Linked DNA regions of Homo sapiens: region 2 is linked to region 1. The links are chromatin loops, found by intact Hi-C in ENCODE. Cell type or tissue: sigmoid colon. All regions are shown on one strand. Each heading gives the region's core, and the rest is flanking DNA. Links, peaks and the distances in the headings are about the cores only. Region 1 overlaps LOC105373760 (a long non-coding RNA gene). Region 2 overlaps LOC105373760 (a long non-coding RNA gene).

Region 1 (16,078 bases), core at 6,105-8,604:
GCACTTTATGTAAGTGGAATCATTTGTATTCTTCTGTGTCTTGCTGCTTTTGCTCAAAATTGTATTTTGCGATTCATCCATGTTGAGTGTGGCATTAGTGCATTCATTTTCAATGCTGAATAATATTTCCTTACGTGAATTTACCATGTTATTTGCCATGCTATTTTATTCTTTAGGGACTTGTGGGTTATTTCTAGTGTTGAACAATTGTGACCGATGTTGTCTCTTTTTTTAAAAGTTCATTTTTCTGTTCAAGAAGGTCTAAGAATGTGATTTTAAACATCTTTAAATATTTTAGGAGGTCAGGATCCCTTTCCAATTCCCTTGAAATGAAACCTGACAAGTGGTTCCTGTGGGTTCCTGATTTGCTTACTCATGAGACCAAACCTGAGAAGTCTGAGGAGCATTTCTAAATTAAAATGTTTAAATAGGTCAGGTGAACTGAAAAAACAAAGAAACAGTTATTACCAGATCTCCCATTTCCCCTAGCTCTTCCACTTCATTGTTGCAATCTTAGCGAAATGCAGTCAGCTTGCATATTTTCCTGCATCGGTCCTTTGATCAGTAAAGTAATTTCTTTTCCTTCCTTTGTGCAAATCTTTTGATTATAGTAAGTTCATTCTTTAAAGACCAAACGTGGTAAAAAATATTAACAACTTGAATAATTTTAGCAACTATCTAAAATAACTTATTTTGCAGGGGATAAAACTAGAAATATTTACTTTTATAAAGTGAATCATCAAAATATAATACAACCAGTAATAAGATCATAGTGTATCATATATTTTAATAACAACATATAAGATAGACACAGTGTAGTATAGAAGTTCAGGGTATAGGCTCTGGAGTCAGAAAGACCAGGTTCAAATTTCAGTTCCACTTCTTACTGCCCATGTCAATGTGGTGAATTTCTTAACCTTCTAGAAGTAGCTTTCCTCAATTATAAAATAAGGATAATAGTAGTATCTATTTTAATAGGGCCATTGTGACCATCAAGTAAAAAACCTCAATAAATGTTAGTTGTTGTTGATATATTTAGCACATCCAAAGGGTAGAATAACCAGAGTATTTATTAACAAATCTTGTCAGAGATAGTTATCTGCTTATGTTATAGCTATTTATTCAACATTTAATAGGCTCCTCTTCTGAGGCAGAGGTTGTGGATCAGACAAAAGTACAATTTGTGGAGGTAAGACAATTAGAAAATTATGATCAAGTGGCAATGTTAAATAAAATATATTTGAAAACATAAAGTAGGAAGTGATTGCAGAATGTGGATCAATTGAAGGTACAACTTTCTAGGAATTGTATTTTGAATTTGATCTCAAACGAGGTAATAGCCACAACTTTGCCACGAAGAAAATTGAAGTTCTTTCTTCCAGAAAATGTGTGCATGTAAAGAATAGAAGGAAAAATGAGTACGACCTCTTTTGGGGGATAATAGGAATGGAAACTGTGAATGGAATGGGTGAAGAAGGGAGACATAATTGGTGGAATATTTTATAAACAGCTTTTCTTAAGACTCATATTTATTAGATGGTAGGAAAAATAAAAATTCAGTTCCATTTGGATTGGCTTACTGAATTATAAACTTATTAAGGCAAAATGTGACCAATCTGGCAGATTAAAGAAAAGTGGTAATATTTTGGCAAAATAAACTTTCTATATTTTCCTTTTCTTAATAAAGATATAAATAATAAAGCACTTTGACATTTCAGAGATTTGAAATTTATATTGAAAAACCACTCTTGAAATTCCTGTCAGTCATTTGAATCATTTGCTTCTTTTGTCATCTTCTTGTTACTTTTTTTTTTTTTTTTTTAAAGATAAGACTCCTTCCCTATTGCTTCGACTATAGTTAGTATTTTCTAGGTTGGCTGTAGGGATTGTTCCCTGAAGCTTATATACCTCACCACGCGTTGACGACTCCCCCAGGTCAATAGAATCCACTAGGTGGCGCCCAGGTCTACTGCCGCGTCTCGTCTCCGCTGGGCGCAAATCTTGGAACAGCTGTGGATGTTCGAGGAGTGGTTGGAGAGATCAATATGATCCATGTGGAGCAGCTTCCCTACCGTCTGCTCCAAAAGGCTGTAAGCCTGGTGTCCTTCAAACTGTTACTGTAATGAAATACCCGAATATGGACAATGATGGTGTGGTTTTGAGTACGAGAAAGCCTGCGGTTTTGCTTCGTGAGACTTAAAGACGAGCAGGCAGACAGGCATCCATCCAGCTGCAGTTCATAGCCGATGCCCCCGACAAGTAGCAGGCTGGCGACTGAGAAGCTCCCCAGAAGCTACCTTTAATGCCCAAAGATTGATTTAGGCAATGACACTGCAATGTACGGAAGGGGAAAAAGGGACGAGAGGAAGGTATCAAAAAGAGGGAGATTATTTCAATATTAACTTGAGTGCAGGCATAATTCGCTCTCATTTCTGGCAGGCAATTGAGCACTCTGCTTCATATGCAAAATCGAGGGTACATTCTGATGTAGATTTCAGATAGCGGGAAATGAAGGTATTTTGTTTTTCTTTTAAATTGCATTGGGCAATTTCCTTTCTTATATGAAACGCTGTAGGCTTTGTACAATTATTTTATACGTTATTACCATTCTTCTAAAAAGGGACAGCTTTTTTCTTTCCAATTTAAAGTAGTGGATAATGACTTTGGCAGCATTTTCCTGCCTTTTTCAAGTTTATGGAACCCATTCCTCATCATTAGGCTGAAGATGCAGATAAGAAAGGACGAGCCTTTTTCTGGAGCTTGTCACATCAATGTTGCTTCTTAGGTGATTAAAAAGAAAGCAGCGAGGATCTTGGAGAAAACGTCTGACAAAAGGTAATGGAAACCCAGAAACAGACGAAAACCGGTGATAGATTAGGCAAACCTTCTCTGCTAAGTGCATGTGTGCATTTCAGCTCAGGAACAAAAATAAGACCCTGTTCTACGGAGGCTCTTAAAAAACTGACCTGTGCTGGCCCCACACGCTAAGGTTTATTTGAGGCGCCCGAAGGTGATTAGATCCAGGAGGAGGCGTTTTTCTGCAGTTTAGCTTAGGAACTCAGAGCCAGCCAAATGCTTACTGCAGCTGCTTGTTGGCTGGTTCAAAGGTATAGAGCTGCTTTAATTAAAATCGGCAGGCGCGTTTTGATTTTGGTCAAAATAGATTTTGTTATTTTTAAACTTCCTGTGGAATTAAAAAAAAAGTATTTTTATTCCCTTTTCTTTTGTCCAGCATTCTTATTCCCATTTCCATCCTCTGCTATCATAATAATGGGAGGGGGTTCAGTATGGAATTCTAAAAATCTCCCCAGGTTTATCTCTTCAGGGATACGCGATGGTCCAACAAAAACATCTTTAGCACAAATGTAGCTTGGAGTATATGGAAATTGTGTAGTAGTCACAGAGGTATTTCTTAAAAATATCTTTGCTAATAATTTTGGTAGGCTAGAAGTAGATGAGTGAACATGATATTCAACTATGGAAGGTATTTTGCCTGGTGTTCAGTTGGTTTATTGTTTTGAAGGAGGGAAATTGGCATGCAATTTAATAAAGAAAGTACTTTTTCTAAAACGAAACATTTATTTCTATTTATTAAAATATGGTATTTCAATATGCAACAAAGAAAAAATGATTTCTGGTATGATACTAGAAACAAATCTGGAAGTGAAAAAAAGGATGACTAAAAAACATTGTAGTTAACAATATAAATCTCTAGAAGCAATATACTTTTCACCTCTGGGTGCCACTGTTCAACTGCTTCTCGTTTTTATGACTGTTTGAAAGCCAGATGCTTCTTGTAGATGTATTCTTAAAAGAATCTGTTAAAGAGACATTTTCTCTATCTCTAGTTATCTGCTAAATAACTTTTTTGGCACCTGGAGTAAATTCAGCATGGTTGTGATTTTCCATTTTAATTACCAAATGATGACCAAATAATATTGAAGATTGTTTATATGGGCAATTGGCTAGGTTAAAAGCCTGATTTCATCTCTTATGGAAATGAATTTTGTATTTGCCTTTCTGGTAGGCATTTAACCAGAAAAAGCCTTTAAAACACAAGGGAGTTTTAGGTTAAATTTGTTATCATTTGTAGGTATGATTTTAATTCTGCACAAATGTTTCAATACAAATAAATTTTATAAAAGAGAAGTAATGGGTAGACATTGGAAGGAATTAATCAATGAAAATATAATTTCAAGAACCTAACTTTGTTAACTGAAATATTATTTTTCACTTAATTTTAAAGCTTAATTCCTTTAGCAATTCCATGAAAAAAACCCTACAGGAATTTGTCTACATATTTTCTGAATTCTTCTCAGGTGTGATTATTTTAATAAAAATAACAATATTTGTAATTTTGCAAAATGTATGAGTAATTTTTTTTTTTTTACAAACTAGGCAGTGAATTAGTATTTTGTAACAAGAAACAAATGCACATATTCGGTTGGTTTTTAAATCTCTAATTACTTATTTTAAACTTGGGGCTTATCAGAAATGCGAGAGAAAGTGGTTATAATGCCAAAGTTAATTTTGTTTTGTCATATACAAAGTAGTTAATCTAAAAATTATTGATTGATATTCTCCCTCTTTTAACTCTTTTAGGACTCGATATTTAAAGCAAAACTAATTTATCTAGGTGTTCTACGGCACAAAATTAATTCTCCTGGGACTGGTCCAGGCCAAGCCTCATTATGGAACGGTTCCTCTTGCTGAACTAGTCTAAGCCTGATTCTTACTGGGATACTTTTTTAGAGTTATTTGCAACAAAGAATTTAACCCTTGAGAAGCTACAGAATTGACTTTCAATATTATACATATTAGGCCATTTGAGGGGATCAGGAAGACATTAAAATCAGAGTGTGTTTTTTCCTTGTGGGTGCTTCCTGGGACTTTGAAGTTAGGCAATTGTATTTGTGTATACTGCAGGGATTTTAGTTTTGTAATCATATACCAGAATTGAAGTGTTCATTTAAGACATTTTTTACCCTTCCCTAATCTGCATCACAACAAGCATATTACTGACCCTGTCTTTTTCATTTATATATAAGTGGTGAATTTACCTCTTTGCCTGGGTGCCCAAATAGTTGTTCAGATCATACAGCAAGTTTCACTGACTTTCTTTGCTTAATGTCTAACTGAATCATTTGGTTACTTGGTGTTTTTGTGCATACATAGACCCCAAGATTGTAACTGTTAAACAGCTACAAAAGTAGTTCAGCATCATTCATCAGTTATATTTCCTTTACTGTGTGTGTGTGTGTGTGTGTGTGTGTGCGTGCGTGTGTGTATAATATCTTTGCAAAATATTATTGGCGAATAGATTTTTTAAATGTCAATTTTTGTGTTGACTTTTTGCCTTTTGTGTAGCAGTTAGTTCATAAAGATTAGGCCATTTTCCACTGGAGAATCTCTTGCATTTTAAGGTTCTTTGCTCATTGTGGGCATCTTACCAAATTTTTTCACTGAAGTAGTTTTCCTCATTCAAAATGCCACATTTTCTATTAGAATGTTACTAATCTGGCTCAATATATTTTCCCTTTGTGGCTGGTAAGGAATATTTATTTGATGCTAGTGAGGCGGCCCAATCTACCAGCCAGGTCTTTCACAGAGAACAAGATGGTGGTCAACTTGAGGATGGGTAAGTGTCTTTGTGATGGAAAGCAATAATTTAGTCTTTAGTAGGCTGCTTGCTCTACATGCTAACAAACCGACACCTTTCCTCACTCCCCTTCTCCCAGACAGATTTCTGTTGGATTAGTAGTAGGTTGACTTGTTCCGTCTCACATAGATATACTTCCAGAAGGTGTCGCGGTGATGCTGTGAGACTTAACTTGTCAACCTAAACTCTTTTTATCTGAAATGCAATAACAATTGCCAAGTTTTCCTAATATAAAAATAGTCTAAATCAATTATCCAGGCTATTGTTAAGCCACACTAAATTATGGGATTAATAAGCAAACATTCAGGTAGTTCAGTGGCATTTGATAAGGAAATTTAATTTACTCACATAAGATTACACTTAGAAAATTATTGGCCAGGCGTGGTGGCTCACTCCTGTAATCCCAGAACTTTGGGAGGCTGAGGCGGGGGATCACCTGAGGTCGGGAGTTGGAGACCAGCTTGACCAATATGGAGAAACCCTGTCTCTACTAAATATACAAAATTAGCCAGGCGTGGTGGTGCATGCCTGTAATCACAGCTACTCGGGAGGCTGAGGTAGGAGAATCGCTTGAACCCAGGAGGCAGAGGTTGCAGTGAGCTGAGATCACGCCATTGCTCTCCCAGCCTGGGCAACAAGAGCGAAACTCCAGCTAAAAAAAAAAAAAAAGAAAATTATCCATATAGGTCCCATTGTTTTCAATAAAGTAAAGGTAGGTTTTTAAAGAAAAACTTTGTAAAAACATACTCTGGCCAGTGAATTTAATTTCTCTGTAAAATAATAGCTTTTTTTTTTTTAAAAAGAGTCTTGCTCTGTCACCTAGACTGGAGTGCAGGGGCAGGATCTTGGCTCACCACAATCTCCTCCTCCCAGGTTCAAGTGATTCTCCTGCCTCAGCCTCCTGAGTAGCTGGGATTACAGGTGCGTGCCACCACATCTGGCTAATTTTCGTATTTTTAGTAGAGACGGGTTTCACCATGACGGTCAGGCTGGTCTCGAACTCCTGATGTCATGATCCACCCTCCTTGACCTCCCAAAGTGCTGGGATTACAGGGCGTGACACCGCGCCCGACCTAAAATAATAGTTTTAAGAGAAACTGCTGCCTTGTGAAATTGAATTCTCAGTCTATAATGTGGCGTATGCTTCTGTTTTAAATTCATTATAAAAGGTATTTAAACTTCATAGATTTCTTCCCCCTGTGTATTTTTGTCAGCCTAGACGCACAAAGAAAGAAGAATGCTCTATACCTTGTGGACATTTAATAAAGATTAATTTTTTTAAACTAACAATTTAAGTATAATCTCCAAATGGAAGCATATCTATGTTAGTTTAAATCCTTTCACAATAAATAACAGAATACAGGAAACTTTTAGGAAGGTTTATGATTTTCCATAAGAAAAATGTGCTTAGAGCTTAGAGGGGAACATTTTACAATTTTTTTAAAAAAATCTACATCTTCCTTCTGCAGATATCAATACAATCAATTGACAGTAAATGAAAAAGCCGAAAAAAAAGAATGCCCCCTCTCCAGTCTTCCTTTTTTTTTTTTTTAATTTCAGTTGGAAAATCCCCACTGAATGAATTTTTTTGAAAAAGTAAATGTATCCTGGGAACATGCCGTTCAGGATTTTGGAAAAGGAACTTCAAACGAAATTGGTAAGGGAGGCAAATGCGTAAGTGGAAACTTTGAGGAAACTGGCAATGAGAGACTGGAAATCAGGCAGTCATTTACGTTTTACTTCACCACCCTTTGCTTATGTGAGTACAAAGCAGGGAGCTGGCAAGGCTGTGAGTCAGAACTCTCCTCTCAGGAACTGAGCAGAGAGATTCCCAGCATCTGTTTCCTCAACTATCACCCAGAGGATACTGGTGGTAAATCACAGGGAATAAAAATAGCCTCAGAAGTCTAGTTCCAGACAAATAAGGCATGCTGGATATTCGATAGTGGTTTGGGGTCTCAAAATTCTTCATTAGCTAAATAACAAATATATTATTTTTTACATTAATGAGCATATTCCTTACATTGTTCACCTAAATGTTGAGCACAACCTTGGCATTTCTACTGACGTGAGTTGAAGTATTACCTAAATTACATTATGTTTGATGTTACAGTCTGAACCATTTAGTGTATAAAGGTGGGTCTACAATCAATAATCACAAATGTTAAAGCTTTATTTTAGATACAATAAAACATTTATTTCTAAGATGTTAAAAAAAAACCCATAAGCTTCTTACCATAATGTCAATTGCCAATAGATTGATAAGATCTTTCTGCATTTTGACTGCAGGAAATTTTATGGCTAGAATCTTACAATTTACACAACTTACAGTCTTTTTAGGTTATATTTCACATATAAGAAAGTATTTTTTAGGTCTGCCTAGAAATGTTGTAATTTGATATTAAGTTATAGCTTAGATTTTCAACAAAAACAGCAGCTGTAATAGATGAGATTAGCAAGTGGTGAAAAGTTCAAAGCATTTAATGGAATTGATCTACTAAATTAGCATTGACAATTTTTAGTGGCTATCTTAAATATACATTATTATCATGAAAGAATTAGTCCAATTAAGCCTTTACATTTGGAAGATGCCCAGTCTGACCTTGTTCTACTCAATGTGAAAAGTGAGAGGGTCTTTGGGTTTATTTAAATTTGGTGTTAAATCAATTGGTTTGGGGGACCTTTTACTCCTTTTTGGAATGGAAGAAAAACTCAAAGGCTATTTATAGTGACAAATGGGTTATTAGAACAGTTAATATATTATATTATAATTTATAATTATAAATTATAATTAATATAATATATAACAGTTTTTATATTGCAAATAAAAAATGATGACCAGGAGTTGCTCTGAACCTATTCTGGTTTAGGGAGCTGCCCAGCTAAAAAAAAAAGAAAAAATAATGATTGAAGAATAGAACAAAATAATATTTGATACATAGGTGAGAATCAATTAGAGTGGGATTCTTTTCTCACAATTTCTTACTAAAGCCATATTTACTGGGTATACTGGATGTATTTTGGAACTGAAATAATTATATTGTATTTAATATCAGGTTTTATTTAGAACACTCTCAATTAAGAAATAACCAGCTAATAAAAAAATAGAAATCTATGCAAATATACATGAAGAAATAAGTATGGGATTTTCCAGAAATCTAATTTCTATACATCAATAGTATATTTTATATTCTGTTGATACAGACTTCTATGATAACTTGAACATAAATATCATGAAAATAAAATTGAGTTTTGAATTGTCAGTTTAATTGTGCAAACTCTCTGATGATGGCTGGTTACTCATTTATCATGAAATTGTGGAGTCTTGGCTCTTACGTAAGGGGCTTGGTTGAAAGGCCAGCTTCTTAATTCACAGCGGCTTATACGTGAGTCTTCATTGGAGCTCAGGAGCTAGCTCTTTTGTGAAAGCATTTAGTAAAATATATTTTAGTTGAGGTTTTTTTTTTTTTTCTGTTGTTATCCATTCCAATATTTAATGGTCCATTTCCCTAATCTGGGCTTCTAACCCAGACACTTTTGGACATTTTTAATAGAAAAAGATGTCTTTTGCGTAAGATTTCTTCAAAAAGAAAATTGTAACTAATTTACCCCCCAGCTTTCTCTTCTATAAACGGAAAAATCCAATTCTCATTTATCAACTCCCCACCTTTTTAAGTTCTCCTCTGAATGCTCAGCAAATTATTCATATCCATCTTTAAATATAGCACTCTGAGGGGAGTTTAGTGCTTTATTAAGGTATCTGAGGAAGATGGGAGATGATCTCATTTATTCCTGAGGATGTATTGAAAAATCCTCTCTCTGCCAGACTCTGCTAGGTGCTGGGAATACAGTAAGATTTAACAAAAACCTTGAGGGAGAGAAAGATTTGCCAACAAGTAATGGCAATACAACATGTTAAGTGCTAACATGGGTGTAGACAACATGCATTTGTCTGTCAGTCCTAATTCGGTATTCATTGTCAAAACAGTATTTTAAACTGCTACAGCAATGCCTACTGACAGTCATATTTCTATGCAAACAATTTCTAATTAGCTCCTGTAATTCAGGTGTGTACTTTGAACACATTTTTCCATACTACGTTTAATCTACATTTTGTTTCTTATTTGTACAATTTTATCTTAAATTGTTATTTTACCTTCTAAATTTCATTTTTTGGCCTCTTCTGTCTGTTATTCGGGTTGATATCAAAAACACCATTTGTCGTCTCCTCAATTTGAATGCTTTAGTTAGAACTCCCCAGCCAATCTATAGTTAATGAATCAACAGTTGTCTGTTCCTGGTCTATTTTCCTAGCATGCCTTGTAGGAGAGAATCAAAAGCCTTCCTAAAGTCCAGCTTAGGGTTCATCAGTTAATTTTCTGTGATCCATCAGGCCTTCCACTCTGCTATGTAATAGGATGACTGTCTATTATCTACATAGGACAAGTTCTTTGTGAAGCTATATTGATTATTAATGATTGTGTAATTAGGTACGCTCTCAAGAGTTCTGGTTATTTTGGTCCTTTTTTGAATCTCTAGGCATCTACTCAGTTCTCTGAATATTACACAAAGGTAGGGACAATAATTTTGTACCACTCATTCAGTGTTGTCAAATGGAAACAAATCAGAGCTGGGGCTATCAGAAAAGAAGTGGGCAAGTCATGCATCCTGGTCATCGTCTATCACATGTCAGCATTAGCTTCTGCATAGTGCAGCACTGATCATGGCATGATGCAAGCTTTATTTGGTCACCATGGACAAGTATTCCCCTTTTATTGATTTGTAATACACCATTAAGCTTCATTGTAATAAAATTGGACATGATAGATAGCAAAATGATAAAAACCACCTGTAATTCCCCTAACTAGAGACTAGCATTGTTAGCAGTTTGGTTTACACATGCACGTTGGTGTATGTGGATGTGTGTGTGTAAAATGTGTATAATAAACATACATACTGTTTTGCATCAACCCACCTTTTTCACTCAGTACTACATAGAGTTCATTTTTCTAAGATAATGCACATCATATAACCATAGAAATTCAACTTTTCAGTATTGAATCACAACTGTGTTCTTTTTGTTGTTCAATAATACTTCTCTAACTCCATGAGTAAAAAGAAACCTCTCCTTCACTCATACCTCTCTTATAGCATTATCTCTTTTTAAATTTAGGTAGATTCCTTATTATCTTAGTAATTGCAGTCTCTGAGAGTAGGATCTATACATGATTTATCCTTATGTTTCTTACATTTTAGCTGCATAATAAATATTTATTGAATAAATGAATACATGAATTTTAGTAACGGGAACTGAAATCTTGGAACTTCATGTTTTGCTTTTAGTTCTGTCTCTGATTTCACTTTGTACCTCAGTTTACCCAGGTACAGAAAGGATATAAAGCAATTTGTCACTTACCTGAAATCACCAAGCTATGAAATATACCACGAAGCTAATGTGCCACACAGCTGGAAATAGTTCTTTAATATTAATCATTTTGAATGAAATTTTTCAGATGCACTACATACTTTATTACTATTTTTTAGCAAATGAAAGATATTAATGTAAAACAATTGGAAAATACAAACAAAAAAATTCTACTAGTAATTCTACTACCTAGAAATGAACATTATTATTTTGATGTCTGTACTTCCAACCTTTCTTTTCTATGTATACCCATGTATGTGAAATATAATTTTCACTATAGATTTTTATCAAATTGTGATCCTAAATACTATCATTACTTTTTCTCATTAATATAAACATCTTTACATGACAATAAATTATCCCTAATAATCAATGTTGATGATTATATAGTATTTCATTATGGGAGTATGCCATAATTTACTTAATCGCTCCTCCCCTTATTGAGTATTTAAGTTATTATCTACTTTATATATTATAAATTATAAAAAGCATTGTAATGAATATCCTGGTTTACAAGTCTTTGGACATTTGGCAAGGAAAAGTTTTAAATATCCTCTTTTAAACAATCAAGTTTAGGCAAGTGAAAGTCCCTTTTTCTTCCATCACAAGATTAAACAATAAATATAGCTTATCTGAATAAATTTCTTTAGTGTATGAGATGGACTAAGATTTTTAAAATTATTATAAAATAAGGGCATGCTACCCTGATTGATGATAATGGAATTACTTTCTGTCTCAAGTTGATTCTAGAATACTTGTTTGGCCTCATTTGGTCTTTTGTGGCATGAAAAATGTACTTCTTTATTAGATTCAGTCATATAATGGAAGAAATGAGATTCTAAATGTTCATGTTTCCTGGAAGAAGTTGCTACCTAGCTGTGTCTTTGTATAGTTTCATAAAACTATAGGTTGGGAAGGAGACTGGTTTCTGTGATTAACTCTGTTTCTCAGTTTCCATTTTGTAAGTGGGACAGAACTAATCACTCTAAACATCTAGAAATCTTTTAAAACTTTAAAATCCAAATGCTTTACATTCTGTTCCCCCTGCTTTTGTGGTTGTACTGCAGCAATTCTGTGTTTTGGAGCTAGTTAGTAAGCACTTTGAAAACCACTATCACAGTGTTTACCCATTTTGATGAAGCTTTGAGTATCTCGGCTTTGTTTTTTAAAAGCCTATACATGGCATTTTCAGGTGGTCTCCCATCCAATATTAACTGGACCATTCCTGCTTAGCTTCTGAGGTTAGATGAGATCAGGCAGTATGGCCATATATTGGATATCTATGATTTGGCATAGAGGAAGCACTAAAGTACCATTGTACATTTTGGGGATTGATGAGAAAAGAAAACTTTGCCACTATTTTTGTATAAAATAAATCACTGTTAATTGGAGATTGTGGGATTTTGCGATTGGGAGCTAGAGAGTAAAGAGAGATCATTATTTTTATTTTAAATAAATCAATGCTGTTAATTCAGATATCCTATTCAAAAGCTAAGAAAAATTGGAGATTACTATTTATTTCTATCAAGTAACATGAAATAATATTAATTAAGTTTGGTTGATGGGAGGGTTTTCCTCCAGACAATCTGCTAAAGAGGATGTGGCCCATGTCTTGACATCTTGGAATGAAATCCAGAAACTGATAAAATTTTATCATAGTTTTAGTTACTTGTAAAAATTGTTGTGTTAGTAGAAATAAATCTACAAACGCATCCTGGATTTCCACATAGTAATTCGAAGTATTAAAGTAAAAGTGGTGCATCTGGTTGTTCAGGAATTACACTCTTCAGCAATTGAGTGGTGGTGTGATTGTTGGTGTCGTTTGTCCTCACACACCACAGAAGAATGATCTACAAAGCAGATGCTACAGAGGAAATAGGTAGGAGGCAAGGAGGAAAGAAAAGAAGCGTGGTTTACCAATGCAGTCTGAAGAGAAGGGTGAAAGACATCTGAGCCTTTGGCCAAAGAGTTTTGCCAATTCAGGTCTGGCAAAAAGGCATTGTGGGATGTTTGGGGCCCTACAAAGCTGACAGGGCCTCTGCTTTATAGGTCTCATTGGGATGACGTTCATGCATTAAGTGGTTTTGGACTTGAATTTAATCTGTCTTAGAAGGAGGATACATTAACCTTGCTTGAGTCAATGAACTGATGGCTCCAGAGAGCCAGCTGCGGGAGGATGAATTATGGTGTAGACTTGAAAAGTTATCCGACCCACGGCCCGTGGGCTGCATGCGGCCAGGATGGCTTTGAATGTGACCCAACACAGGTGTGTAAACATTATGATATATATAATATATATATATTATATAGTATTTCATTATGGGACTAGGCCATATATATTAGCTGATGAGCAAATATATATGTTATATTATATATTATATATATTATATATATATTATATGTTATATGTTATATATATGTTATATATAACATTATGTTATATGTTATATATATATGTTATATTATATATATTAGCTCATCAGCTATAGTTAGTATTAGGGTATTTTATGTGTGGCCCAAGACAATTCTTCTTCTTCTAATGTGGCCCAGGGAAGCCAAAAGATTGGACACCCCTAGAGGAAGAACCCAGAAGATGGGGAAAGGGGCTGGCTGGAGTCCTAATGCCAGTGCTGCTGACTGCTGGCTGTGTGGCCTGGGCAAGTTCCTTACTCAATCTGTGCTCACTTGCATGTTATATAAAACAAGGAGCTTGATATTGAACTCTGAAACAGTGATTTTGAGGTCATTCCCAAATTTGGGGCATTCTGGTCTCGGGTAGCCTGGCTCTGCAGGGCTGAAGGTTTTGTTTGTTCTGGATGACTGCAGGTACAGTGGCTACAAGCAAAATTTTGTCCTGAAGCTTATGCTTTATGTCCCTGGAGTTCCCCAGGGAGTGCCTATTGACATTAATGCCAAGATTTTTTTTTAAAGCTTATTTTGATATGTTGGTACATTTTATTCCTTCTTAAATTCTAAAACTGTTCATCTGTGTGTACTAGCAGCACATATTCCCTGTGAACCTACTTATCTTTTGAAACTTTAATAGAAAGGAATGCTATCAGTCAGTATTTGAGGTTGATAGGCATTCTGATAAAAAGGAGTTACTTTTGTTCTTGATCTGATTTTTAAGTAATCAAGAAACAATAAAGTTATGCTAACATAATCATCAGGAAACTATCTATAAATAAACTTTGAAATTTGATTTCATGAAGTATGATTGTTAGGCAACTTTATCCTTTACCTTTTCACCATTGGAATTAAAGTATTTACAATCCCCAGAAAATCATATTCTTTCTATAACAGCGTGATACATTATTTATTAAAAACAAGCCATGCTAGTATAGTATCTAACAGTTCTATTGAAGAGATGCTTATTTATTTGAGAAATTTGGAAAACAGTGTGTCTTTACTTGCTTATGTAAAAATGACTAACTGATTAATCATGGGTTTTTAAACTGGTATAGATCCAGAAATGTTTCTTATGAAAAATTCTAGCTTTGCCTGCAAGTTCTTCTTGATCTAACTCTACATATAGAGGAATGGCCAGAAGCTTGTTCAGACCCCTCAGTGTTCCCAAAAGATATCAATTTTGTATCAGCTCATTTAATCACTGATGCCTATGAATATACTTTAACTACCAATCAGGCATATTTGTGTTTCAGGTCACTGCCTAGAAGTACCTGTTGCTCGATTCTTAAAAACTCTTATCAGTTTGAAACAGAGGTGAGCAAACCTTTTCTGCAAAGGGCCAGGTAGTAAATACTTTTGGCTTTCCCATTCATATGTCCTCTGTTGCAACTATTTGACTCTGTTGTTGTTTAGTACAAAAGCAGCCATAGACAATATGTAAATGAATGAACGTGGCTGTGTTTCAAGAACATTTTATTTATGGAGACTGAAATTTGAATTTCATATGTGTCACAAATCATTATTCTTCTTTTGATTTTTTTAACTATTAAAAAATACCAAAACATTTCTTATTTTGTGGGCAGTATGAAAACAGGTGGTAAGGTAAATCTGGCCTGCAGGCCGTAGTTTGCTAGATCCTTGTTTAGAAAATTGAAATTATAAAGAAATGTTTGAAAGACACAACTGATAATTTGTGGTTGGGTATTAAATGTTCACCTGTTTTCCCCTTTTCCTGGGTACATACCTTTAGATTATACCACCAGTCTCCCTCATAGTTAGGACTGGCCATTTGACCAAGTTCTTTTTTTCTTTTGAGACAGAGTCTTGCTCTGTTGCCCAGGCTGGAGTGCAGTGGTGCGATCTCGGCTCACCACAACCTCTGCCTCCTGGGTTCAAGTGATTTTCCTGCCTTAGCCTCCTGAGTAGCATGTGCCACCATGCCTGGCTAATTTTTGTATTTTTAGTAGAGACAGGGTTTCACTATGTTGGCCAGGCTGGTCTCAAACTCCTCCCAAAGGGCTAGGATTACAGGCTTGAGCCACTGTGCCTGGACTCATCTGACCAAGTTCTAGCCACTGGCATGTGGGCAGAAGTGATGTGTTGTTGCTTCCAGGTCTGGCCTATAAAAACCTCCCATGCATGGTCCTCTATGTTCTGTTCTTGTGTGTAGAATATGGAGGGACCTCAAGAAGGAAGGAGGTTGGTGTTTTGGTTTTACATGAGTGAGAAATAAACTTCTATTGTGTTGAGACACTGAGAGTTTCAGAGTTTTTGGTTAGAGCAGCCAGTGTTATCTTAAATAATATGTCATTACTTTTACCAGATATTTTTGGTTTGATTCTTACACTAAATTGGACTCTCAAAGATTGCATATTTGGATGGACTTGTTTTTCTTCTCCTCTCCTCTTCATTTTCTCCTTTTTCTTTTTCTTTTTTTTTTTTTTTGAAATGGAGTTTCACTCTGTTACCCAGGCTGGAATGCAGTGGTGCGATCTTGGCTCACTTCAACCTCCGCCTCCCAGGTTCAAGCGATTCTCCTGCCTCAGCCTCCTGAGTAGCTGGGATTACAGGCACCCGCCACCAAG
Region 2 (16,175 bases), core at 7,632-10,131, 65 kb after region 1:
ACATTTTCATCATGCTGTATTCTTTAGGAGCAGCTGAACCTAACAATTGCATCTGAATGTTTTTCTAAGACAGGTAAATTCTCTTAGTAAAAATTACTTGAAATGCTGGTATGAATGACTGACAGAAAACACCTACATGGACATTTAAGAAATATAAATAAAATACACCTGGTGAAAAGGGGAAATATGAATATTTTAACTTGACATATCTGTATAAAATAAAAATATTTTATTAGATAAAATAAAATATAAATATTTTAACTTGACACATGCAGGTATGTGTATACTTGTGTGCATGTCTACATTTTTACTTAAGTTCAGTTTAAGTATCTATAGAGAGAAGATTGGAGGTGTAAAAGTCCATTTCCATCTTTATCAGCACTTTAAACCATTGTAGTCCTTTATCAGTCAGATATTGTTAATCACCATCGATACTACCAGTAGTGCTACTATTACTATAGTTACCAAGTACCAGGCAATATGATAATGGCTTCGTCTATGCAATGCTCTTTATCCTTTTGACAACTCCATGAAGTGTATACCTTTGTCTCTATTTTACAGATGAGGACACTAAGGTTTAGAGATATTAAGTAGCTTGGACAAGATCTCACAGTAAATGGTGGAGCTGTAATTAAAAACCCAGATCTTTCTGACTCCAGAGCTTGTATTCTCATCTATTTTGCAGTTTTGTCCCAAGCGTACTGTTGGGAGCAAAAAATTCTATTAGGACAAGTAAAGACCCTACTCTGAGAGCACAATTTTAAGTTGGCAAAGATCATGCAGAGCTGATATGTATATAAGGAAGCTGCAGAATGCCTCAGGAACTGAACAGTGCGAAAGCAGTGCCAATGGAGAGAGCAGCCATTCTTGGCACTAAACAAACAACAATAGCACCTTTAAACAAAATTAAGAAAGACTCAATACCTTAGTGTATACCTCATGCAGCCATAGACAAAGACTGAGAACCTTGTGTAATATAGGTCCTGATATAGGATGTGAACATCCAGCATGACACTGCAGGAGACAAGAACATGTAGTAGGTGCGGAACAGGCAGAAGAGGGCTAGCAATCTTGGGTGACATAAGAAGAGGAAATGGTTGGGACTGGAACAGAGGCAACTCTCTTGGCCACGGTTGGTCAAGAAGAGGAATTATAAATTAATATAAGAAACACATAACGTGGCTACGAACTCTTTGACACTCTTCTCATGGAGAGATAGAGCTCTGTGTCCTCTCTTTTTAAATCTGGGCAGACTTGTGACTGCTTTGCCCAAAAAAGCATGATGGAAGTGATGCCATGAGGCTGTTACTGAGGCTGGATCACAAGACCATGCAGCTTCTGCCTTATCACTCTTCAGCCCTGAGATTCCAGGTAAGAAGTCCGACTACCTTAAGGCTGCCATACTAGAAGGGCTGCATAGAAATGCTCTGGTGATAGTTCTGGCTAAGTCCAACTTTACAACAATCTGTCTTCCCTACAAGGTGTCAGACATGTGATTGAGGCCATTGGCCATCTGCCAGCTGCATACAGCAGAGTGATCACCATCAACATTTTGTGGAACGATGTGGGCTCATCAGCTGAGCCTAGTCCAAATTCCTGACAGGCAACATCATATGACATAATAAAATGGTAGTTGTTTTGAACCATTGGGTTTTAGAATAATTTGTTCCATAGCAATAGATAAGTGGAACCCCTGAGGATAGAAGTCATAGTTTATGGACCATTCCCACTCATTGGCCTGGTGGAATAATTGCATGTGGAAGTTTGGAGTGAGATGTAGAACTTCAAGGGTTTCCTTCATAAGTGGGATTGTGAGATTTCAGAATATCTTAATGTGCAGTTTTATTGAATGACATTGGCTATGTGGGAAAGTAGTCTGCCCGAGAAAGGAATGAGTAGTGAAAGTAGAGACTCAAGTACTGGGCTAGATCTTTGTGGTTTGGACTCTACCTTTAGTTCTCTTACTGATACACTGTCAGAACTTGGGCAAATCTTGCAACCTTGATAAAGTTTGGTCATAATATCTTTCCTACCTACCACATAGGGAAGGAGATGTGGTGTTGAGGAAAACACTATATGAAAGCAATTTTAAAAATGTGAAGTACTATGTAAATGTATAACTTCTCCATTCATTCATTGAGTTGCATTTATACTGCTGTTTAGCACTTATCACATTGTATTGTAATCAGATGAATGCATTCACCTCTTCCCTACTCCTTGTACTTAGAATAGTACAGATCTCATAGTAGGTGCTTATAAATATTTATTGAAAAATGGTTTCTTAGAATTAACACTAGATAAGGAAGACTGGAGAAAATTTAGCTAGAGACTAGTGCAGAATTTTACAAATAATGTTTGTAGTATAAAAGATGTTAGAGTAAATCTATTGTCATTTATCTTAATTTTCTAACGCACTCAATAGAATACCACATATTTGACCATGACAAATCTTAGTAAAAAGCCAGATGGGGGATGTAATCCAGTGGTTGTGGTGGGTACAGTACTTACCAGATCTGCTTTAAACTGCCAAGAAACTTGGTAGGAGAGGAGAAAGGGATTAGATAAAGATGGATCCCATTTCAATGATTAATGAATACAGCATTGTCCAGAAAGTTTATGACTTTGGAAATCAACTTGCTAGAAACTTTGAGTGTCCTCTACTGGCAAAGAAATGCCTGGGATGCTCTGAAGAGTTACATAGAAAGTTCATGGGCCAGCGCTGCCTTAGTTCAACTAAACAATCACCGTGAATCTCCTCTGTGGAGTACAGACACGCCAGGGACATGGTCTCTTACTTTGGGGAGGTTACAGTCTATTAATAGTGCAGGGACATTGCTTTCAAGTTGTCTGCAAACTTAGATTGTGAAAGAGTGTTTTTGATACTCTTCTTCCTTCAGCCAGTGCTTGCTTCCTTCTAGGATTTGTGAAATCTGCTTATAACGACAGAAAGCTATTGTGAAGCTATAGGGTTGGGGAGATTCTTTACATTTCATTTTCTTTAATCTTTTTTTGGTGTTCAGTTCCTGCTCTACAAAGTAGGGATAATAGTTTCTTTACTGTGTTGGGAATAATTAAAACATTTTAAGAATGCATCTAGAACCTTCCTGGAATGGCAGTCAGGCAATAAATGTCCTTCCTCAGTCTCCCTTTCCCCCCCACCTAAAATATAAAAGGGTTCTGTTTGTCCATATGTCCTATAACTCATGCAGACCTCACAAAGGTGGTGGGTACATTTCTGCGATTTGGCCCAGCTCCTTCCCTCTCTGCAGAAGTGGGCTGGTGGGTGAGGAGAATGGTCACTTGTGTAGAAAGATGGAAGGGTGGACTCCTCATCTCCAAGTAGGTTTACCTTTGCTGATCCCTGAAATTCCATTAGAAATTGATTTATGGGAAGTACTGGGTTTTAAGAAACTCTCTACTAAAATCCAAGATTTTGCCAGATGAGGTGGCTCGTGTCTGTAATTCCAGCATTTTGGGAGGCCCAGGTGGGAGGATCACTTGAGCCCAGGAGCTTGAGACCAGCATGGGCAACACAGTGAGACCCCCATCTCTCCAAAAAAAGTAGCCAGGTGTGGTGGCACACACCTGTGGTCCCAGCTACTTGGAGGGCTGAGGTGGGAGGATTGCTTGAGCCCAGGAGGTCAAGGCTGCAGTGAGTCATGATCATGCTACTGGACTCCAGCCTGGGTGACAGAGCAAAACTGTCTCAAAAACAAACAAACAAGCAAACAAACAAAACAACAACAACAAAATTCCAAGATTCCTTCATACTAGGGGGCAGTGTAGTGCAGTGAAAATGGGAGTAAGCTTTAAGCTACAGAGACCTGAGTTTAAACCCCCAAATCTTCGACTTTGTTGCCCTGAACAAGTTATTTAACCTCTCTGAGCTTTAATTGCTCCATTCATAAAATGCTTTGGAGGGTTGTTGTAAAGTGTACAAATGATATATGCAAAATGGTAGACAGTCAAGGAATAGTGATTATTACTCATGAGCCATCACGACAGGTAACACTAACTAAAGCTACTGCAGAGTGGGTACCTTGGGAAGGAAGGGACAGCCAGAAGAGTAAAGGGGCCAAAGGGAAAGGGGAGCAGGCCTTTTAAATATTGCCTCCATCACAATTTGTCTTGAGCGGGGTATCCATGAACTTGGATGGGAAAAAAACTTGTCTTTATTTTCACTGAACTCCAACTGAAATTTAACATCACTTTTTATGATGTATACAAGCAACAAGCCCCAGTAATATCAACGATATTTGTGAATTTGTCACCAAATTATAGATATGTTCATATAACATTATAATGGTTGCAGATATTTCAAAATATCATTTATACCAATCACTACTTTAAAATTGTGATAGTTGTTACTCCTGCCACTGACACTTGCTATTTAATGTTACTGAAAAAGCACATGCATTACTATGCACCAGAATGTTTTAGAAAATATTTTGATAAGAGTATATCAAGATAATTAGCTCCTTTTGCAATCCTATTCATTTGTTTTACATACTCTGAGAAGGGGTCCATAGGATTCCCCTGACTACCAAGGGGGCCATGCACAAAATTAAAACACTTTTGTCTAGAGCAAGAACCAGCTGGGTAGTGTAGCTACCAAGAGTCACTGGGGAGTTTGTCTCCTTTTCTGAGGGTTGCTGGTAAAAATTGAAACATTTACCACTGTGGCCTTCCATTACTCAAGCAAATGGAAAGGGAGATATCTGTATATTGATATCTATTCCTATGTGCTTTTCTCTTCTGATTTTCACACCCAGAAGTGGTGATTGTGGACAAAAAAGAGAATTGTATTAATGGTATTCATTACAAACAGAAAGTTAAGAAGATAGGTTGTTACTCTGTCTGACCTTGAATAACATATTTATTTCTTACCTGTGGGAAGGAAATACTAAATTAATCCATTGAGGGAAATGGGAACAAAACCAGTTTATTATTTTTTTCTGAATAAGTTGAGATGTTCAGCCTGTTTGTTGTAGCCCCCTCCTCTGTAAGGTGGTTGAGATGTTTGGGAGGTTAGGAGAGTGGGGGATAGGGCTGGATACAGAGAGAGGGAGAAAGAGAAGAGGCCAAGGAATTTCACAGGCAGTTTGACTTGACAAGAATTAATTAGACTTGTGACTTCAGACTTTTCTCATGTATTCCATAAAATAATTTTGAAAGAGTCTTTCCGAGTTGACATCTAAGTATTTTTTATCATAAATTTAAATAGTTGCAAAGTGTACATTAGATGATGTATCCTTTAGATATATCCATGATTAAAGTATATTTTCATCTGAACATTGGAGCTGCAGCTTTAGCTCATTAAATTCAAGGAGAGTGTGCATCATATAAATTAATTGGCAAAGCTAGTCCTTATTGTCAAGCCATTCTGCCAATTTGGACTCACTTTCTGTCAGAAAAAATCTTATTACATTTTTAAAACTCAAATAAAGGTATTAGAACATGGCCTTTTGGAACCTTCTCGCGTCTGAATTCTAGTTCTAAGAAATGAAAGAAGGGAACGAGGGAGACAGGGAAGGAAGAAGAAAGGAAGGATATTGGTGCAGAGGGTTGTCATGACTTTTTTGCCTCTCTTCAATATCCATATTTCCTTCTGAAGCCCCCTTGCTTTTTTCTCTGAGGACTCTCCCTCCAGAGGGAGCCATGGAGGTTTTTGCACCCCAGGAAAATGGTACCTCAGTCAGACTGTGGTGGCTGAAGACTGAGGTGGATATTAATTTTTTTTTTTTTTTTTTTTTTTACGAAGAAGGAAAAGGAATATTGGGGAAAAAGTATTTGTGGCACAATCTTAGGCAGATTAATTGCAGGAAAGAAATTTGCTGAAATGGAAGATTTGGCGATTGATTCTGCCCATGTGCTACTTGCAAAGTCTTAATGCTTCAAGGCATGTGTACCTGTACCCCTGTTTGAAGACCCCTGAGCTAGTTCAACCCCATCATGCTTATTTCAGTTTGCCCTAATTCATCTTAAATTCATGAATTAAGTGGCAGAGACCAGAACAATCTCCTGGTCCTGAGCTCTTTCCACTACTACATCCACCACTGTCCCAGGTGGCCCGCGGCCATCAGAGCTGAGGTGGGTGGGTCGGTTGAAGCACTGTGATCATGTGGCATTCACCAAGTTCAGTAGATTATTACTATTATTTTTCTTTGTAAATCCCACATTGTTAATCATCCTTTTTTGTTTCAAAAAACATCAATGTCCTGCCATATTTTTCTTTCTTTCTGAAAAAAACAAAAACAAAAACAAAAAAACACTGCCTTTGTTCCCGTAGCCTCACTGGGAAGGAGGGGACTACAGCTTCTCATCTCCACGTAGTCCTTGACACAGAGCAGCAGCGTGGAGCAAGCACCTCTTTTGAAACACAGAAGTCATTTATGTTTGGCACGCTCAGAGGGAGAAAAGCTGAACAAATAGATAGATTTCTTCAAGTCATGTTTCCACACCCCAGTGGAGTGGGAAGGGGGTGCACCATCAGTACAAGATTGTTGGGCCAATTGCATTTTCCCCCCACAGGCACACATTTGCATGGAAATTGCTGCTCTATGTTGTCAGGACTCTTTTAAACATTTCACCCAAAGAATTATGCCCAACTGGGGAGTTTGCCCTCTGGGCTGTATCTCTGTTGGACCAGGAAAGTGAAATTCCTCCATGAGAAAGGACTTGCCTTCAAGTCTTCAGCTTAAGGAATTACCAGCATGAGACTGCAGTAGATTTTATCTGTCTCCAGAGTTGCCTGTTTAAATATGGTGAATGCTGAGAGGTTGGGGAAGGTGGGTTAGGGTTTTGATCTTGTCTTAATGACTGGAGGAAGGTTAAAGTACTTCCCTAAATTCTTTTTTTTTTTTTAATTTTACTTTAAGTTCCAGGATACATGTGCAGAATGTGCAGGTTTGTTACATCGGTATATGTGTGCCATGGTGGTTTGCTGCACCTATCAACCCATCACCTAGGTTTTAAGCCCCACATGCATTAGCTATTTGTCCTGATGTTCTTCCTCCCCTTTCCCCCACACCCCCGACAGGCTCCAGTGTGTGTTGTTCCCCTCCCTGTGTCCATGTGTTCTCACTGTTCAACTCCCACTTATGAGTGAGAACATGTGGTATTTGGTTTTCTGTTCCTGTGTTAGTTTGCTGAGGATAATGGCTTCTAGCTTCATCCATGTCCCTGCAAAGGACATGATCTCATTCCTTTTTATGGCTGCATAGTATTCCATGGTGTATATGCACCACATTTTCTTTATCCAATCTATCACTGATGGGCATTTGTGTTGGTTCCATGTCTTTGCTATTGTGAATAGTGCTGCAGTAAACAGATGTGTGCATGTATCTTTATAATAGAATGATTTATATTCCTTTGGGTATATACCCAGTAATGGGATTGCTGGGTCAAATGGTATTTCTTGTTCTAGATCCTTGAGGAATTTCCACACTGTCTTCCACAGTGATTGAACTAACTTCCCTAAATTCTTACTCTCCTGCCTTGGTGGGCACATGCACTGGCTGAGCTCCAGGCAAAATAGTGCATAACCACCTGCTTCACCCCCTCTGTGGGGCCTTATACCTGCTTCAGGGGCCCCATGTCTTTTGTTTCTCCCACAATCAAGCTTGCTTTCAGGGACATGCCTGACATCAGTAGTTGCCCTTCTGTATGGCCTTTAGTGTGTGGAAGCTTTTCCCAGGACAGAGACTCCTGCACCTCTGTGGTGGAATGAAGAGGTTGGCCTGAGGTTTCAGTCATAGTGAACAGGTGGGGATGTTTTAAGTTTTTATTTTATTGTATTACTTGGGTGCGTCTCATTATATAGGCAACTGCCTACTCTCTGTAGCTGTAAGATTAGCCCTATTTTTGACATCCTAGCCCTGTGAAATGGCCAAAAATTGTGACAGACCCAAAAAATGAGGGCTGCACATGCCTTAGTGCAGGTGGAGAGTTGCATTACTGAGGTGCTGCATAAAGAGCTGCACCGTTCTCACGGAGAGCTCCTGATCACAGCAGGGCTGAAGGGACAGAACCACCAGGAGGCCAAGGAAGCCCCAGGCACCACTGTGGTCCAGCTCAGAAGAGAGACTTCTGAGGTGTTAACAGCTTTATATTTGCAGAGAGGAGCTGGGGGCATGAAGAAAGTGGAGTGGTTGAACAGGGGGCGCTGACAGGGCTCTTCACTTCAAGAACTTAAAGAGAAAAGACAGCAGACAGCATATGTATGAGGTGCCATCCAATAGGAATAAAAAATAAACTCAATTCAATCATGAGCATTTGAAATATTAATACTTATAAAGTGCCCATAGGGATAGAGGAGTCTACTGGGTACCTTTTAATGCAAGATTTGAAAGCTTTACTCATTTTGATTTTTCATAAGTTGCTTTGTTTAATTTGGGGATCAGGTCTTTTTATATCATCATTATAATGGAAATTTGACACGAGGACAGCATTAGAGGAGGGAGTGAGGGTGCGGGCTGAAGGAATTAGGATGACATGAGTCAGAACAGAAGAGAGGCAGAGGAAAAGCCAAGGGGAGGGGACAGAGGCTTGAGAGAGAGCACCATGTAATGGAGCAATGGAGTGACAGGAAAGGAGCAGCTGCCGCCATCTTCAGGGCTGAAGGTGGGAGTTGCAAACTGGCATCTATAGGTCCTATCTGCAGGCCCATAGTCAAGGGCATGTGTAACTTAACTCATATAATTTAAAAACACATTAAAATTGTCCAATTATGTTTAAAAACTCAGTGACTTTACACAAAAATTTGGGTTTCTGAGTTCTGTGGGAAAATCAGAGGAGCTGGCAACACTGGCCACCATCCCACGTGGTAATAATCTGCTTAGGCAGAGAGGTGGCATAGGGGGTGGAGGGCAGGAACACTACAGTTTCCACGTGCTCTCCTGATTGCTTCACACCCAGCCACCTCACTCAGTTACGTCACCTGCTCTGCCTGTATGGACACTTAGTTTGTAAGCTTTGGACTCAGCCCATCTTGGCCTGGGGAAGGGAGGCTGGCCCATTGCCTGGCTTCCTGAGGGAACTGCTGGTCCATACTGATGCTCTTGTTGACTCCTCAGAGTAAGCCTCTGCTGGTTGATGGAATCCAGATCCTGCTACCTCCAAATATGGTACCTTGGTGTTTAAGAAATCAGCAGAAGCACCTCACCTTCCCTTTGCCATTTTCCCTTGAAGCAGCTCATAAAGCCTCATTTTAGATGGACCCTCCCTATATCCAGAGGAAAGGAACATCCTTATCCTCAAAGACACAGAGGAAAATCTGAACAAGCAGGCCTTGCTAAATTCCCCCCAGTTTATTACCATTAGATCGTACCTCCTTTGTCTAATCATATACTTCTCTACCACCATCCACTCTTCTTCAAACCAAAGCATAAAAACATCCAGGTTTATCTGTTTCTTTGGGTCTTCATTTCCTTATGAAGGCTCCTATGTCACATAAAACTTATTAAATAAATCTGGTTGTTTTTCTTTTGTTATTCTGTCTTGTGCTATAGGTGCCTCAGCTATGAGCCTAGTGATGAGTACGGAAATAAATCCTTCTTCTCCTACAAGTACATGTCACAGTGTGGTGTAAGGAAAGCTAGAAAGATGTGTTGTAACATCAGGAAGGGCCCATGTAGTTGGCCCAAGCTGTGCTGGACATGCTTAATATCAGAAATTGGAAGTGGTGCTTAAGGGAAAGGAGTCTGACAAACTTAGACATAAATCACTGAAATAATGATTTTTAAAATAATCAAATGTATTAATAGAGCTACGGGAAGAGTAATTGTCCTGTATTTTATATCATTCCAGAAGTACTAGAAAAGTAAATATGTATGTCAATTATATATAATAGTAATCCAGAAAAATCATGTGTCTAAGAAATGCATCTAAGAATTCACAGATGTGATGAGGTGAAAATTCAGCCCCACATGTCTTGTTTACTAAGATGTTTTATTTTTATATTCATGGTGCTATGAATTTCACGCTTTGGCATTGTTATTGTTTTAATTGAACATATTCCTGTACCTCTGCATAACAAGTGATTTAGTCTCATCTTATAGCAGGGGCTGTGGACGTGTGTTTTCCTTATAATGGGATAGTAGGCATTATGGGCACTAAGATTAGCCTGCCCAGGATCTGAATTCAAATCCTGTTTTTGCAATTTATGACTTGTTAATCTTGGGTATATTACCTAAATTCTGTAAGCTAATTCCTAAAATGAAGATAATAATATATAACACATTGGGCTGCTGTGGGGATTAAAGGATACATATGTAAGGCACACAGTTTAAATAGGTACAGGACCTAGTCTCAATAAACAGTGGCTTTTATTATAATGGTGGTGATTTGTATTGCTCTTTCTGAAACTGCTTTTAGAAGGTCTCAGATTCTCTGGGTCAGACTAATTAAGAACCTATCAAGCTGTGTGGCATCTCGATAAACTGTGGGCAAAAAACGCAGATACATGATTGCTATCACCTTTTCATTCTCTCAACACCATCTTGTCTTTGCAAAACATCCATAAAACTTGTGTTTGCTGAGGAATCCCAGTGGGTAAAAACAGTGAAGAGAAAGGTTAAAATGGATGGTTAGCAACAGGTATGAAATAACAAAATAGAGAGAGAGTGAGAGAGAGAGAGAGAGAGAGAGCCTCCTTACAATCTTCAGAGAGCGCCTGGTGGAGAAGGAATTTACCTCTAGGCAGGAGAGAGTTGAGATGCTTGGGCTTCATGCTGGGGTTTTGCTGATTGTGCTAGGGGAGCAATGGCTTCAATGCCTAACTGTGGTTTGACCTTCTGCCACAGCCTAGAGGCTAAAGGAGCATAATTAAGCTACGAGCAAGCAAGCAAACAAACATTACTATCTGAGGGAGCTTTGAAAGGATGAGGGGCTGGGAGTGGAGGGAGCTGCTCAGTGACCAGGGAAACAGCAAGCAGTGGCTGTTTGCAGGTTCAGCAGTGATGAGGAGAGAGTAGCAATGTGGAAACACAGTCCAAGCCAGTGACGCTTGGTGGAGTCAGCAGCCCTGCCCCAGAGCAGCTGGGAGTGGGGTCTACCTGGGTGAGAGAGCTTACCCTGGGCTTCTTGAAACTCTGAATGGAAATTTCTTTTAATGGTAGTTAACTTTCTTTTAATAAAACTTCTTTGTAATTCATGTGACCAATATACTTGCAAGTGGAGGTGTTGGTTCTGGCTCCCTGGGCTGTGTAAATTTCTTCAGGTTTCTGAATGGCACTCAGAACATTAAATGCTGACCTGATCTGTGGAAAGGTGCCCTGAGAACCAAGTGCAAGCATTAGAGGAGGTGTGCTTTTGAGATTTGCATACGTGCAGAGACGACTCCTGCCTGAGAGTTCCGATGAGCGCCAGTACCTGGGCCAAACTGAAAGAAAAGAATATAAACGAATATATTTAAGAAACTCCTCCCCCTTCCCCATCTTAGAAGCAAGTTAAGTGCCTCAAATTCAGACGTGGTGATCCAAAGCATGACTTCTGTGCCAGTGTCTGCAAGTGGTCGTGGTCCCAGCTGTGCTAGAGATTGTTGGTTCACCCTTGCATATTCACTGTCCACACTTGCCCACCCTGCTCTGTGCTCTGAGAGGCTGTCTTGCACAGTGCATCAGTTCAGCTCCTCCCCTCCCCTCTGTTGCATCTGGCAACAGAATGCAGTGAAGAGAATCAGCAAGATAATTTGTGGTGTTTATACCTATGCTCCCTCACTTCCTGGCCATGTGCGGGCATTGACTGTGTTCCTCATGCAAGGCCATGGCTTCTGTCTGGTGGCCATCTCCTACAGCTACAGCTATAAACAACTTTCTGGGGAGAAGGTGGCTGCCCGTTTCTGCCCATCTGTCCTTCCTGCTATCTGGTTCTAGCTCCAGAGTACATTATTGTCTAGGTTGCCTTTAATTCTGCCTCTCCATTGAAAATAGTCTCTTCCTTTTGCTTCTGGAATTGCTCTCCCCTTGGTCTGATTGGATACTGTCATCCTGAGGGCCAAACCAGTGCACACCTCTGCCCCTACCCTTCCCTGGACCATCCCCCAGCTATCTTCTCCTGGTCTATCTTTTTCCATCCAGTCAATCCCCTGCCCTCATCTTACCTTGTCTTAGTGAGTCATAGATGGTGCTGCCCACTTCTCTCTGGTGTCAGCCGGAGCTGTGGTGGAGAGCTGGCTTCCAGAGGCTTCCAGTTGAGTAACTCAGGCAGAATGAGAGCTTTGATACCACAAAAATTGACCTCTGGAACTTCCCTTGAGTTTGGAATGAAGATTTATGAGATGAAGCCGAAGAGTTTAACAATCTGTCTAAAAAATCTGAAGCATTTGCCAGAAAGCACATAACCTCGATTTGGTATAATACTACTTGTTTCTGAAATTTGTGGGACTTTCTGAAATTTTTCCTAAAATTTGTGGAACTGAATAAAAATATCCAATGAATATAAGTTTATAAATATGTATATATAACAATCCATGATGGTATACCATAATGTACATTTTCTCCTTATTCCAAGTATGATTGTGTGCTCTTAGCCAATGAAAGCTAGCGGATGACTGTACTGTACCCTCTCAGCTAAGGGGCATTAGTTCACCATGCTGTAAATACAGTTGGCAATGAACCCTTTACCTCTCTATCTTGAGTGGAGCATGTTCTGCAATGTGGGTGTTTACTTCCTGTCATTTAATCTAAAGAATACTTTTAGTGGCTGACATAATGCCACTAGAGGATAGTGCTGGACTTGCTGCAATGAAATACAAGAAAAATTAGACCCTGGGTGTTTGTGATTGGAGGAAATTTCAAGCAAGTGGTAGAGGAAAGAGCAGGCTGGGAAGGACAGTCAATTAGGAATGGGTGGGAGAACTTTGACATCTTGAAGAGCCTCACAATCTTCCCTGAAGCCTGAGAGTATTTTCCAGAATAGTTGGCATGGTTGATGGAAGAAACAAGGCAGGAGACCTGTCATGACTTGAAGGGAGTCAAAGAGAACCAGGGAGGTTTTGTCCGTGGATAATGGCATTGGTGCTAACGCGCAATGTCATAGGTCTGCAAAGAGTCTATAAGCACCCAGTTCAGCAGCATGCCTGTTTCCAGCAGTGTACCCACCCTTTGCATTAGAAGAGCTCCAGGAGCCATTTCTTTTCTGCTCTTTGTAGCAGTTACCCTGAATATGCCCTGATAAATGAAACAAAGGGAAGAAAGAATTTCCATCTAGAGCTTTCCTAACAATGCTAGCTACAGCTTTGCAAAAGAGGCCAAAATAAGCAGCTGTCATGCATTCATCAAATTCAGGACTCTCCCAAGTATTAAATCAATCCTGTCAAAGCAGTTTTATTGTTGATGGATGAATGGATGGAAGGAGAAGCATTGCTTTAAAAGGGCTTGCCGTTTGGAGTAGAAAGCATGCTGGGAGGCCCAGTGGCTCAGTGTCGTTCTTTAGAGCCCAACAGTATCTACTGGGTAGGTTCCAGTTCTGTTGCTCCTGGGCTCACTTTGTTGAATTCTGCTACTTTTAGAATATTCTACTTTCCATGAACTTAAGATCAAACTCAGAATATTTCCATGATTCTGGTGGTTTGTAAGGAGCCCTGGTCATTCACTCAAAATCATTAATATTCAGTCCAGGTCTTGCCCCAGCTTAGTCTTTTGGTGACTGTAGCAGAAGGAATAGTATCTGGATCTAATTTTGTTATAATAAATTATCTTATTGCTTCTTTAATTAGCAACTTGACTCTTTAAATATGGGTGACACATGGACTGTCTCATCTTTGTCCATTATGTGGGTATTTCTTGGATTAGCTATAAAGCTGCTCAAAGAAGCCAAAGATTTGACCCCTGTACATATGTTAACCACAGAGGCATATTTTACTCAGATCTGAGAATGCTAGAAGATACTCCCCAACTCTCAGAAGATAGCTAGAAGTAAATGAGTTTAAATGTAAATAGACAAGAGAGAGGGTTTTTTTTTTTAAAAAAAAAAAGGAAAAATTGGTAACCACTAAAATCACCTACTTTGGAAAGGTATGGTTTCTCCTTCTAAAGACCTTTAAAAATAAGGATAGCTCTCTATTGTTCTGTGGAGTATTTAATTCATAGACATAAAGGAATGGGCTAGAGTAGGATTTTTCATTGTGTGCCCAGTGAGGGGCTTCTCAGGTTGGGGTGGAAGAGGGCCAAGTGAAGGGAGGGCCAAGCTGGTGGGACAGCACTGGCTCATCTCTGAGGCATGTGCTGCTAAACTTAGAAAAGAGATGCAATCTTCATCTCTTTGCTTATTTCCAAATCTTAAATTCAGACAAGAGATAATCAGGAAGCAAACATTTATGACTAAAAAACGTTGAGAAATTCGCTTTGAAATTAGAGCATTTCTTTTTTAGAAATTGTGCTTAAGAAAACTCTCATTCAGTTTTAGTCTATGACATTAGGGGTCTCATATAAAAAGGCTACCATGTGTACAGCTCATAGTGGGCACTTAATAAATGCTTGTTGAATGAATAGGTGCATAGGAGGAGAGCAGATACAACGAAACACATTTGGCTTATTTATTTCTTGAATGTTATTGGTGGAAGAAGCACTGAATATATTTGTTCTGTAGAAAAGGGGTCAGCCTAGTTTTTCTGGAAGGTCAACATAGTGAATTTTTTTGGCTTCATGGGACATACTATCAATGTCGCAACTACTCAGCTCTGCCATTATCATGAAAGCAACCACAGATAATATATAAGTGAATGGATATGGTTGTGTCCCAATAAAACTTTATTTACAAAAGCAGCATGCTGGATGTGGCTCATGGGCCATAGTTTGTTGATCACTGGAGTGGAGCACAGGTCTGATCAAAACTCTCAGTTTCAAGGCATATTGAAGTTCATCAATAAGAATATTAGGTGTGAGAATCATTATTTAATGGTGACTTATTGTTGGATCAACATTTTGTGTAGAGTGTTCTAGACTTTTATTTCAAAATAGCTGAATAGAAAACAACTGCATATATATGTTGGCAAATGTTCATTTCATTTTGTCATTTCAGCAAACTTTTCCTTTCTTCTCTTTAAACTCTTGTAATATACTTCTACATAATAAAATATTAGAAAAGTATTTTTTTCTCTTTCAGAGTGACAAGTTGTTTATGAAAAGTTTTGTGTGCTGTGAATGCAGGATTTTTACTCCTTAGAATTCAATCTTTTCATCTTAAGACATATATAATCTCCTTCCTTGGGAAGGAGCCAGCAATGATGAAAACAAATGAAGTCTGAGTGTTAATACTAGGTTATCCAACAGGACTAGATTCTAGCTGTTGAGCACATTTCTGGCAGAAGCCAAAATGGCTGACTCATAAATCAGCAAGGATTTTGTAAATGTCTCGTGTACTACAAAGCTACTCTATGGAAATCCTGACATATTTATTCTCATTCTCTCTTTGTTTCTTTCTCTGTCACTGTCTCTCTTGCTCATATATACACACCCCCCCCACACACACACCCCCGCCACAGGGTTCTGAATAATTACTGGCACTTTTTTCTTTTACTTAGCTTACATTTTATTATTGTGGCATTCCAGCACTTTTATTGACTATGATAAAACTGCATTAGTTCAAACCATTCCAAATTTGAGCTACTTTCTAAGAAGATTAGAACATTAATTGTTTTTAAATTGGAACAGTAAAAGGAAACAATCTTTATGCTGGGTAGACTTAAAATATAAGATTATCTCATTAACCTTATCTACAAAACCATTAGCACAGTAAAAAATAAAATAAGAAAAAAAACCTCCAGGACAATACAGCATTTCAGTGTACATTTTTTAAAGCAATCTACAGCTAACTAGGAATAAATTTCACTCAAGAAAATTCTTTTTTAAAAGAGTATCTCATAAGTAGCAAGTAGCTGATTATTATAAACTTTCAAGACTGTGTCTAGAAAGTGCCTAAAATCATTGCAAAATTTGGTCCTGGGATTTTCTGTGGCCTTAAGCAAATCTTTTAACTTTTACCTGCTCTTCCATTTGCCATGTGCGGTATCATTTTTAGAGTCACCAATTTAAGATGATAAGAAGTGGGAAGAGACCAACTTATCTGACCATACGCCTTCATTTTTATTTTATATTATTTTATTTTTACCAAGAATGTACCTGAAACTCATAAAATGACTCATTCATGCTCTCATATCTCAATGGAGCTTTGGG

What was found. Hi-C counts contacts between places; a loop is a spot of excess contacts. Peaks named below come from ENCODE experiments on the same cell type or tissue, not always from the same donor. Only the 100,000 strongest peaks of a DNase experiment are listed, where the experiment ranks them.
Region 2: a loop joins it to region 1, with 2.7 times the contacts of the local background. A loop is called at or near these places in 2 of 110 quality-filtered maps.

Annotation. Positions count from the first base shown.
Region 1 is chr2:177,134,978-177,151,055 of GRCh38, reverse strand. The region is part of intron 1 of LOC105373760 (a long non-coding RNA gene); the gene reads left to right. It also overlaps the pseudogene RNA5SP112. Among named protein-coding and RNA genes, the nearest start is that of MIR4444-1, 70 kb to the left of the region's middle. RefSeq lists an enhancer at 1,958-2,681. In sigmoid colon, for the core only: no CTCF peak of the experiment used is centred there; a DNase peak (open chromatin) is centred at 7,435.
Region 2 is chr2:177,071,429-177,087,603 of GRCh38, reverse strand. The region is part of intron 4 of LOC105373760 (a long non-coding RNA gene); the gene reads left to right. Among named protein-coding and RNA genes, the nearest start is that of MIR4444-1, 130 kb to the left of the region's middle. In sigmoid colon, for the core only: no CTCF peak of the experiment used is centred there; DNase peaks (open chromatin) are centred at 8,556, 8,983 and 9,637.